Linked DNA regions of Homo sapiens: regions 1 and 3 are each linked to region 2. A link is a contact called in ENCODE Hi-C or POLR2A ChIA-PET data. All regions are on one chromosome and are shown on one strand. The core of a region is the stretch at or near the end of the contact, and the rest is flanking DNA. Distances in the headings are between cores, read along the strand shown. Region 1 has its middle 32 kb from the start of LINC01891. Region 2 has its middle 18 kb from the start of SPP2. Region 3 has its middle 150 kb from the start of LINC01891.

The links. A loop is a pair of places that touch in the nucleus more often than their neighbours do. ChIA-PET counts read pairs that join two places held with the same protein, here RNA polymerase II (POLR2A). Pooled maps may share reads with other maps.
Region 1: a loop to region 2 is called in a map of natural killer cell, with 3 times the contacts of the local background. The contact joins two enhancer-like sites. A Hi-C loop is called at or near these places in 1 of 168 maps with a recorded cell type or tissue (natural killer cell) and 6 of 50 pooled maps. POLR2A ChIA-PET finds 5 or more read pairs at or near these places in 1 of 52 experiments (activated CD4-positive, alpha-beta memory T cell).
Region 3: a loop to region 2 is called in a pooled map, with 5 times the contacts of the local background. The contact joins two enhancer-like sites. A Hi-C loop is called at or near these places in 2 of 168 maps with a recorded cell type or tissue (CD4-positive, alpha-beta memory T cell and natural killer cell), 1 of 37 single-sample maps with no recorded cell type and 6 of 50 pooled maps. POLR2A ChIA-PET finds 5 or more read pairs at or near these places in 4 of 52 experiments (CD4-positive, alpha-beta memory T cell, WTC11, activated CD4-positive, alpha-beta memory T cell and 1 more).

What each region holds. Positions count from the first base shown.
Region 1 is chr2:234,420,796-234,423,978 of GRCh38, reverse strand. No RefSeq gene overlaps it. Among named protein-coding and RNA genes, the nearest start is that of LINC01891, 32 kb to the left of the region's middle. Within about 2 kb of position 1,623, at least 11 of the 41 ENCODE cell types and tissues checked have a DNase peak (open chromatin) inside an H3K27ac peak, as active enhancers do; they include natural killer cell, where a contact is called at or near this core.
Region 2 is chr2:234,030,741-234,033,986 of GRCh38, reverse strand. No RefSeq gene overlaps it. Among named protein-coding and RNA genes, the nearest start is that of SPP2, 18 kb to the left of the region's middle. Within about 2 kb of position 1,351, at least 2 of the 41 ENCODE cell types and tissues checked have a DNase peak (open chromatin) inside an H3K27ac peak, as active enhancers do; they include natural killer cell, where a contact is called at or near this core.
Region 3 is chr2:234,306,791-234,310,344 of GRCh38, reverse strand. No RefSeq gene overlaps it. Among named protein-coding and RNA genes, the nearest start is that of LINC01891, 150 kb to the left of the region's middle. RefSeq lists an enhancer at 1,163-1,302. Within about 2 kb of position 1,369, at least 5 of the 41 ENCODE cell types and tissues checked have a DNase peak (open chromatin) inside an H3K27ac peak, as active enhancers do.

The DNA.
Region 1 (3,183 bases), core at 374-2,873, 390 kb before region 2:
TTCCTTACATAAATTTTCTTCTGGATTCAAAGTCATTCAAAATGATGATTCACTCTACCTGGCAAAATATGCCGTCTTTAAAATTATTAATATAATTGTATCAGTTTTCTATTGCTGCTGTAGCAAATTACCACAAATGTGGTGCTTAAAACAAACCAAATTTATTATCTTAGAGTTCTGAAGGTCAGAAGTCTGGCATGAGCTAAAATCAAGGTGTTGGCAGGGCTGTGTGTCCTTTTAATATTTTTTATTTTTGGTGGCCTTAACAGAGGGTTGATATTTTGTCACATCTCATCGACCTGTCTATTATTATTATTATTTTTTGGTGGGGGATGGGGACAGGGTCTCGCTCTGCACTACAGGCTGCAGTGCAGACAAAATTGTGGCATGGCTCACTGCAACCTCAACCCCCCTGGGCCCAAGTGATCCTCCTACTTCGGCCTTCTGAGTAGCTGGGACCCCAGACATGCACCACCATGCCTGGTTAGTTTTTTATTTTTGTAGAGTCAAAGTCTTACTATCTTGCCCAGGCTGGTCTCAAACTGCTGGACTCAAACAATCCTCCACCTCAGCCTCCCAAAGTGCTGGGATTACAGGTGTGAGTCACCGCGCCCGCCCACCTGTCTCTTCTGCCTCCTTCCGCATTTAAGGGCCCTAGTGATGGTACACCTGCATAACCCAGGTGATTTCCCTATTTTAAGGTCAACTGATTGACAACCCTAATTCCAGCTACAAACTTAATTCTTTACCATGTCATATAACACATTCATAGGTTCCTGAAATTAGGACATGGACATCTTTTGGGGGCAGGGTGGGGGGATGCCATTATCCTGCCATCTACAAGAATATAGTTGTAATTATGTGACGTGCTGACCTCCTGTCTCAGCATCATGCTGTGCGGTGCAGACCTGAAGCTGTGAGCACACACCCTGTTGACGGAAGCAGCCGCTCTCCTATGTGATGAGGCTGTGGTTATCATTCTCCTCATCCTGATACCTCTTTTCTCTCACTGGGGATCCCTGCCAGCTTCTGCAACACAAAACTTCATTTTTATCTCCTAGTCTATTTGTTTTGTTCCCTAATAATGTCGGGTTTTTTTCTATGGTTTCTAAAATTCTTGCCACTGTTCAGCCATTTTTATACTTCTTGGAACTTTTTGAATTTTGAATAAGTAAATAAATGCTCAAATATGCATCAAACTCTGTAAATAAACAGAAGCAATTACAAGTTTTAGAAATAGTCTTATGCATTATGGTAAACTCAAACTCAGTGACGTGTTTGAAGTTACTTGTCATAGAATTCCTCAGCTCAGATTTAAGCTCAATTCACATATACAGTCCCTACCTTCTGGTTAATGTCAACATTCATGAATAGGCGTGGCCTTTGCAGGAGTGAGCTCAGGGAACCATGCTCCATGAAGCTCAGGGAAGCATACCTGAGTGTCCTATGCATGGATGACAAAAATCATTCCTTCCTTCCTAACATAATTGACCTTTACACTTTATGAGTAATGGTTACATGAAAAACACACCCAGCTGAAGCTTGGGGAAATATATCATGACTCACTCATCCATTCCACAAATACTAATGCAAGCTGTTGGCATGCTTGTATCTTAATATCAGGGCCACGTGCTTCTTTGCTGTCCGGGCTCTATCTGATCTCAAGGAACAGAGACAGCATGGCAGAGGTTACCATAGTTAATGGTGTTCAGCTTGTTTATCTTAAAGATATCTACAGGTAGAAAGAAAAAAAAAAAGGAAACCAGTATAAATGCTCCTGTAGAGGCTGCACACAGTAGAAATCAGTCCAACCTCATATAAACTGATTGACATATAGGCTTAAAGTTGGTCCTCATAACCCAGTTATCATGGGAAGCCACAGAAGTCCATGTCTCCTGCTTGCTATCTGAGCACACTTCCATTTAGATGAGTTGGTACTCGCCGGGTGCGGTGGCTCATGCCTGTAACCCCAGCACTTTGGGAGGCTGAGGCAGGTGGATCACGGGGTCAGGAGTTCGAGACCAGCCTGACCAACATGGTGAAACCCTGTCTCTACTAAAAATACAAAAATTAGCCAGGTGTGGTGGCGCTCACCTGTAATCCCAGCTACTCAGGAGGTTGAGGCAGGAGAATCCCTTGAACCTGGGAGGCAGAGGGTGCAGTGAGCACGGAGATCACACCACTGCACTCCAGCCTGGGCGACAGAGTGAGATTCCATCTCAAAAAAAAAAAAATGACTTGGCAATCCCCTATCTTCACTTCTGCATGTGCCACTACCCACTAAATACAAATACATTATTGCTCAAGCCATGTCAAGCGGATATTTGCTGTTATTTGCAATCATACTCATTCTGCTGGTACACTTCTATTTTTTTTTTTTTTTTAACGGTTAAACCGTCCCTATTTAGGACCACCTGAATGTGATAGTCCTGGGGCGATCATGTAAAAAGTAGAATGGAATCATGCTCATGGAAGCCATCTGAACGTTCAATATTAACGCAAGGCAGGGCAATTATTACTACTCAAGCATCCCCAGAGGGACAAAGGGAACCTCCAGGGACCACTCAGGAAATAATTAAGAAATGCTGGAGGAGTAGCTTTTTTTTTTTTTCAAGACAGAGTCTCATTCTGTTGCCCAGGATGGAGTGCAGTGGCGTGAAGTGATCTCGGCTCACTGCAACATCCGCCTCCCAGATTCAAGCAATTCTCCTGCCTCAGCCTCCCGAGTAGCTGGGATGATAGGCACATGCCACCACGCCTGGCTAATTTTTGTATTTTTAGTTGAGACGGGGTTTTGCCATGTTGGCCAGGCTGGTCTCGAACTCCTGACCTCAGGTGATCCGCCTGCCTCGGCCTCCCAAAGTGCTGGGATTACAGGCATGAGCCGCCTTGCCGGAACTGGAGGAGTAGCTTCTTAAGAAACCACATAACAGGCCGGGTGCAGTGGCTCATGCCTGTAATTCTAGCACTTTGGGAGGCTGAGGTGGGCAGAACAGTCCCAGAACCTGTAGCTGGAACTACAGGAGTGTGCCACCACACCTGGCTATTTTTTTTTGTATTGAGGAGGTTTCACCGTGTTTCCCAGGCTGTTCTTGAACTGCTGAGCTCAAGCAATCCACCCACTTCAACCTCCTAAAGTGCTGGGCTTACAGGCGTGAGCCAGTACGCCCGGCAAGAGTCTAC
Region 2 (3,246 bases), core at 102-2,601:
TGTTGAGATCCAAATTTTGTTCAAACACTGTTTTCTTGAGCTCACTGAATATTATTATGATGGTTATTTTGAATTCTTTGTTTGGTGTTTTGTATACCTACACTTATTTAGGGCCAATTTCTGTAGATTTATTCTGTTTCTTTGATTAGGCTATATTTTCCAGTTTCTTTATGTTTCTGTAGCTTGGAGTTGATATCTGCAAATCCAAAGGAACAGGCACCTTTCCCATTATTCACAGACTGGCTTCATGCAGGGAAAGACCTTCGCCAATTAGCACAGGTAGAAAATCTGGAGGTCTCTCAAATTTTCTATGGATGTATTTTCTCTTGGCGAGTGTGTGTAAATTTCTAATTAGAAGAATTTGCTTGTTTCTATCTTCATATGCTCATAATCTCTTACTTCCTCTGGTGTCTACCTGCTGTACTCTGGGTCTTCTGTAGCAGCAGCATGTGCTCCAGCTTTTTTTTTTTTCAGTAGTCACCAGGAATCTAGAGTATGTTAGGTCCCATCAGCACCCTGAATTGGATGAGACAGAAATCAGTACTTCAGGCAGCTCTGCAAAATGCCGTGCTCCAACAATTTCTTTCCCCAGGGAGAAATTACCATTTGAGAGTTTTCACCCACTCATTCTCTGCTGAGCCAGGAGGAGGGGCTATTGTAAATGAGTATATACTAGTCCAAACTGTTGCCTTTATTTTCAGTGTCCCTACCAGCCTCGTGCTTCTTCCTGCCAGTGCTTACATTCAGGCAAACAGAAACCAGTCCCTCAGGCAGCCACTCAGAAAGCTGGACCTTTAGACACACGCTTCAATTCCTTACCTCCTAAGGAAGAAGCCAGGAGTTTTGGGTTTTTTTACCCATTTGTTTTGTGCTGTACTGAAGGGAAGAACAAGGCCAAGAAAAGTGCCCTGAATGTTCCTACTGACTTTTATGCAGCTGGTCTCATGCCCATCTCAGATGCAGGAACTTCTTGTTATTTGTTTCTGGGCTTCTCAGAAAGGAAGTTGCCCCATGTATTATTATTAAATCAGTGTGTGCATGGGTAAAAGGAGGGTCTGGATCTTCCAATCCACCATTATGCTAGCATCACTCATAAATTTCTTGAATATTGGTAGTTAGCAATACCAGACAGAAAGAGAGCTCTGGTAAGTTTCACACCAGTAATTACATGCTCTGGCCTGGAGCTCATTGGCTAGACCTAGTCACATGACTTTACCTAATTCAAAGGGAGCAGGAAAGCAAGTCCTGCTATGTACCTTAAAAGTTAAGAACAAAATATCTGTCAGTGAGCACTAATGACAACCACAAAAGGAAATGCGGTATTGCTGTGAAAAATACTTCTGGTCATGATAATACAAACACTGAACAATAACAAAAACTATAATATGACTCTCTTGGGAGGATGAAGGTGGGGTTGGGAACAGGGCATGAAATGACTAAGTCTTTATTCTTTCACCATAGGAAGTCACAAATGCTAAACAATCAAAACTAGCAGTATGAGTCTATTACTTAGAAATAGGAAAAGAAAAAAGAAAAACAAACAGACAAAAGACTTTTAAGTGGTTGCTTCAGCTCTTAGAGTGAAGTGGGGCAAGGATTTACATGAACATTAACACATGTCATCCATCCAGGAAGAAAAGGGAAGAATGCAGTGAGATGCCTTATTAGCTTCCCTGCCACTCAACTCCAGATGCTCAGACTGGGAGCAAATCCTGTATCTGTTTCCACTTTCACAACCAGCAAACATGCACCAGTCATAAGCAAAAAACCTGAAGAACTGAATAATTTTCATTTGAAGGATAATTTGCAAATTTTGATACTTCCAGTAACCAAGTCTGATCCTGTGCTAACCCCTGGAAGCACAATAGCCTTACTATGTGACCAGAATCCAAATATTTTAATACAACACTCTTTCATTTTTAAAATGTAAATCAGTGGACATGTTTATGGGCTCAACCATTGAAAGCACTCCAAAAACTTCTCTAAAAGAGTCTGTGATGCTTTCAAATTATTGGGATTGCTTTGTACCTCTCCAAAATTACTAAGAAGCATGAAGTTATTTTCAACCTGGGAGGATATATACATTTTTAAAGCAGTCATTTTCCAAACATGTGCTATTGAAAAATATAGTGACAAGGGCAGGTCTTGGGGTCAAAAACCACTGTCTTCTGAATGAGGCCCCTAGCCCTTAGTGACTGAAATCATTAAACTCTTTTTATTTGTCTCACGTAGATGTAAATAATGATGACTGCCTTGCTTCTTCTCATCAGATGCACTCAATTGCCTTTATCTTTCTTCTGAAGACTGTCACGAAGGTGTTGGTGGGAGAATACTCAAGACAGGGAAATAAAAAAACTTGTAATTTCACCTCAAGAGAATATTCTGTATTTCAAAGCTAACCTCCTGCTGCCTAATCCTATTTTGCACGTTAGAAACTGAAAATTATGTTGGCCTCCCTGTGTGACTTTGAGACACTTCTAATCTCTGCTCCATTCTCCCACCCTCAGGCAGATGGAGGTCCTGGGCCAACTAGAGGTGATGTCATGTTCTCAAAGAGACAAAAAAGAAATGAGATGAATAATTTCCAAAGTATTCCCCAATTTTGATGCAACCACTTGGATAGTTTTCATGGGCTAAGGACTATGCTGAGCACTCACATCCCCACGGTAACCCAGCAGGAGAAACCAAATGTGACTCCCTTTTTGCAGACAGGAATATGGTGCCCAGATTGCAGGGTTAGTGGTGGAGGCAGGTGCCTGAGCTCTCTGCTGGGTTGTTACACTACCTTCTACTAGGCCACTTGCCATGGCCACAGGGGTGATAAGACTCTCCCTTAGGGACACCACTATAGGTTTGGAGGGATTGGGAGCCAAGGCAAAGCCTAAGTAGGGAGAAGAGGGAAAAGCTTCAACAAGCATTGCAAGGGACTTTCTCTTGCTTTTGACTACAACTCCCTACCTCACCTTCTCCATGGCCAAGTTATTTTGCCCAACCAGACTCAGCTCAGACTCCACCTCCCTTGCACAGTTTAATCCCATGCTCTCTGTCTCCGCTCTAATCCCATGGGTCCTACAGCAGCTCCCTGGGATTTCCTCTATTATCATGCCTTTCACACTGTGTTAATATCTTGAGTTTGTCTTTCTCTCTCACTAGACTGTGGGTTTTTTGAAGGCAGCAGTTAAGTCATTTATTGCAAATAATTCAATAAATGATTGTTGAATGAATAAATAAATGCATAAAGGAATG
Region 3 (3,554 bases), core at 120-2,619, 280 kb before region 2:
GCGGATGAGTGTTTCCTGACGTGTGGGCACCTGCTGCTGGTTCTGTCCCCTTTCTCCAGTGTCCTTTAGAGTGTGCCTGGGGATAGAAGCAGTGTTATTTCTCCCTTGGCTTCAAGCAGGAAAAATATTCTCATACAGTGTTGTCTGAAAGAGTGATTTTCAAAATTGTGGGTCATGACTCGATAGAGGATAGAGAATCTGTGTAGTGGATTTTGAGAAACTTTTTAAAAAATACAACTAATGGAAGAGAAGATAAAATGCCGAAGGACTTCACACGCAGTAAGGGCATGCGCTGTTTTGTGGCATTTCGGTTTCCTGGTTTGGGAAGAAGAAGCAGATGGTCTACACCACTGGAAGGCACAACTCCATAGACAAGGGGTTCCTGGACAAAAAGTTGATAGTAGCACCAGAAAGGTAGAAGCAGAAAGCAAACACATCCCACACACCTGGAGGCACCGAGGCAAGAGCTGTTCAGGTCATGGCCTTGGTGTAATCCTTGCCTTCTCTTTTCTCTCATGCTCTACATGTAAACCATATACAAAATTTGTCAGCTTGACCTGCACTCTATATCCAGATTCCAATCACTTCTCACCATTTACTCTGCAAAGTGGCAGCTGGAATATTTATATGGTTTGGCTGTGTCCCCACCCAAATCTCATCTTGACTGTAACTCCCACAATTCCCATAAGGGGAGGTGATCGAACTATGGGGGTGGGGGGCGGTCTTTCCTGAGCTGTTCTCATGATGGTGAATGAGTCTCATGAGATCTGATGGTTTTAAAAATGGGAGTTTCCCTGCACAAATTCTCTTTCTTTGCCTGCTGCCATCCACGTAAGACGTGACTTGCTTTTCCTTGCCTTCCGCCATGATTGTGAGGCCTCCCCACCCATGTGGAACTATAAGTCCAATTAAACCTCTTTCTTTTGTAAATTGCTCACTCTCAGGTATATCTTTATCAGCAGCATGAAAACAGACTAATACAAATATGCAGATGTTGCACCATTAAACCTAGCTAGAGTTTGGAGACTTCATAGCAAGGACGACTTGTGGCATTTTTCTGGTTATTTGCCATTAAATTGTGAGCCAGTGAACTGAAAGGCAGCACACTTAAAAGAGTCATTTTATCCACTGTTCTCTTTCATTTAACTGACGATCTCCTCTTTCTCCCTGTGATGCTGTAAACCCCATGTCTTTTGTGAAACTGGCTCTGTAATCAGACCATGGCCCATCCAGCCTTGAAGCTCTCTCCTGCTTACAGATGGGGTTTTGACATTATGCCTTTGGGTTTTGTGGCACAGAGATTTCCACTTCTTCCTCATGAGCCCAAGCAAGCGTGAGCTGTCTCAGCTACTTGGAGATTGACGTCAATCTTTCCGCATGAGCCAGGGGAAGCTGCCTCATTTGTTTGCCCTGTGGCTTCTCTACTTTTCAAAAAAGGGAAATCAGTTCTTCTCTGAGTCATGTTATATTTTTTGTGACCGATAGTAAACCTCTGAGAAATATCTCTAGACGTTACACAGTTCAAATCAGTCACTTATAAAATTAAGCATTATGCTCTCTCTCCTTCTGAAAAGTCCAGACAAAGAGCATCAGATTTCAGAGAAGAATCTGCTCTTCAGAACAAGGGCTAACCTTGCATGTGCAGTTGTCAGGTAAAGATAGATCAGCCCTACTCACATGGCTGTAACCATCCACAATTTGGTTTCTCTGTGCAAGTTCCTCTGGTTAAGAAGCCTGGGATACCCAGGGAGATGCTGGGTGATGGGCTTGCACACAGTATCGTTGGCGGCTTCCTAAGATGTCAGGCTGAGCATATCCATGTTTCGATTTTGGTGTCAGCCATCAGTTGCTTTTAGGCTTACAGCAATTCTCTATTTTATGAACTCAAACAAAATTACAGAAGGAAAGCTGTCAATTACTTTTCTTTACTTTCTGAATTAGAGTGTCCATCCCTAGTCCTCCACCAGACACCACTGTAGGCAAACAAAGCATCTTACAAATGATGCATCATCAAGATGCACAGGGAATTTTTTTTTTTTAAGAACTACAGGAAAAAAATCAGTCACATGTTTAGCATTTTCCCTGGAACAAATTTATTTTGCTGTTACAGTGGTCGGTGGCCTGCGGTGTCTGTCCTTGGTATTTGGACAAGGAGATGCCTGCTCAGTGACTAAGCTGGGGTTCTCCACATCAGCAAGGCCCTCACTCAGGATTGGCCATGGATATGGACCGACCCCACTGCACCTTTAGAGTCCAACAGCTTTCCTTCGCAAGATGGCCCACTGGAGGTGAAGGTGGATTCTGTTGCCCTGGATCCCAGGAAGTTAACTTGTTCCTATGTGAGTCAAACCTTGGGTCTGATCTCAATTGTTTCCAACCATAAGCAATTGGTCTAGTGTTCGATGCAGGGCATGCTCAGAGCTGTCTGGTTATTTGTCCACACCTTGCTTGGCACATGTGTTATTTTGGAGAAAACTTCCTTTCTGCCTGAGAAGCAGGCAATGAAAGGGAGCCTCCACTGGTAGACAAGACTCTCATTCTCAGGCTTTGCTAACCTCCAAGGCAGAGTTTGTGCCTTGTTTCTCTGAACCCGAATGGCACCTATTGAGTTCCTTTTTTATAGCACCCGTTAAGTTCCTCTCAAGTTCTCTAACTCTAACCCTAACTCTAGTAGCATATATCACTTACCTTATTGTAACTGTTGCTTCCTCATTACATTGTAAGTTACTTGCAGGTGGATATTTAGTGTTAATTCATGTTGGTATCCCCAAGCTTAACATAGTAGCCACTTGTATCAGTTACCTCTTGCTGTGTAACAAATTATCCCAAACTCAGTACCTTAAGACAATGAGCACTTATTATTGTGGCTTATGTGTCAGTGGATCAGCTGAGGGTTGGCTGCTGAGCTGTACTGAACTTGACTGACCTCAGCTGGGTTCATTCGTGCATTTGGGGGATCATCTGGGGTCACTGCTCTAGCCTGGGCTTGGCTGGTAGAATTTAGCTGAGGCAGCTCTGCCCCACACAGCTCTCATCCTCCTCACAGGACCAGTGACCTAGTCTGGGCATGTCCTTCTCATGGCCATGGCAGAAGATCAAAACAGAAAAAAAAAAAAAAAAAAAAAAAAAAAAAAAAGCATTAAGGTCTCTCGAGACCTAGGTTCAAAACTAGTAGTGCTCGGTCACTGTTATCTCATTCTATTAGACGAAGCAAGTCTCACGATCAAGGCCACCCCCAAGGTGGGAAAACAGACTCTGCCTCTTTGGGGTAGCAGGTACTGTATAGTCCACATGGCAATGGATGAGCCCATTAACTTAATTGGGCACACTCCTTGACTCATACCATTAGCAAGTTCAGGCTCAGCTTGGCGCCAGTTCTTTTCTCAGTCAGAGGGGATTCAGCTGGGTGCAACGACTCACACCTGTAATGCCAGCTACTCAGAAGGCTGAGGTGGGAGGATCACTTAAGGCCAGGAGTTCAAGACCAGCCTGGGCAATGTAGTGAGACCCTGTCTCTAAAAAAGAAGGGGAGGGATTAAAGGATTCCTTCTTTG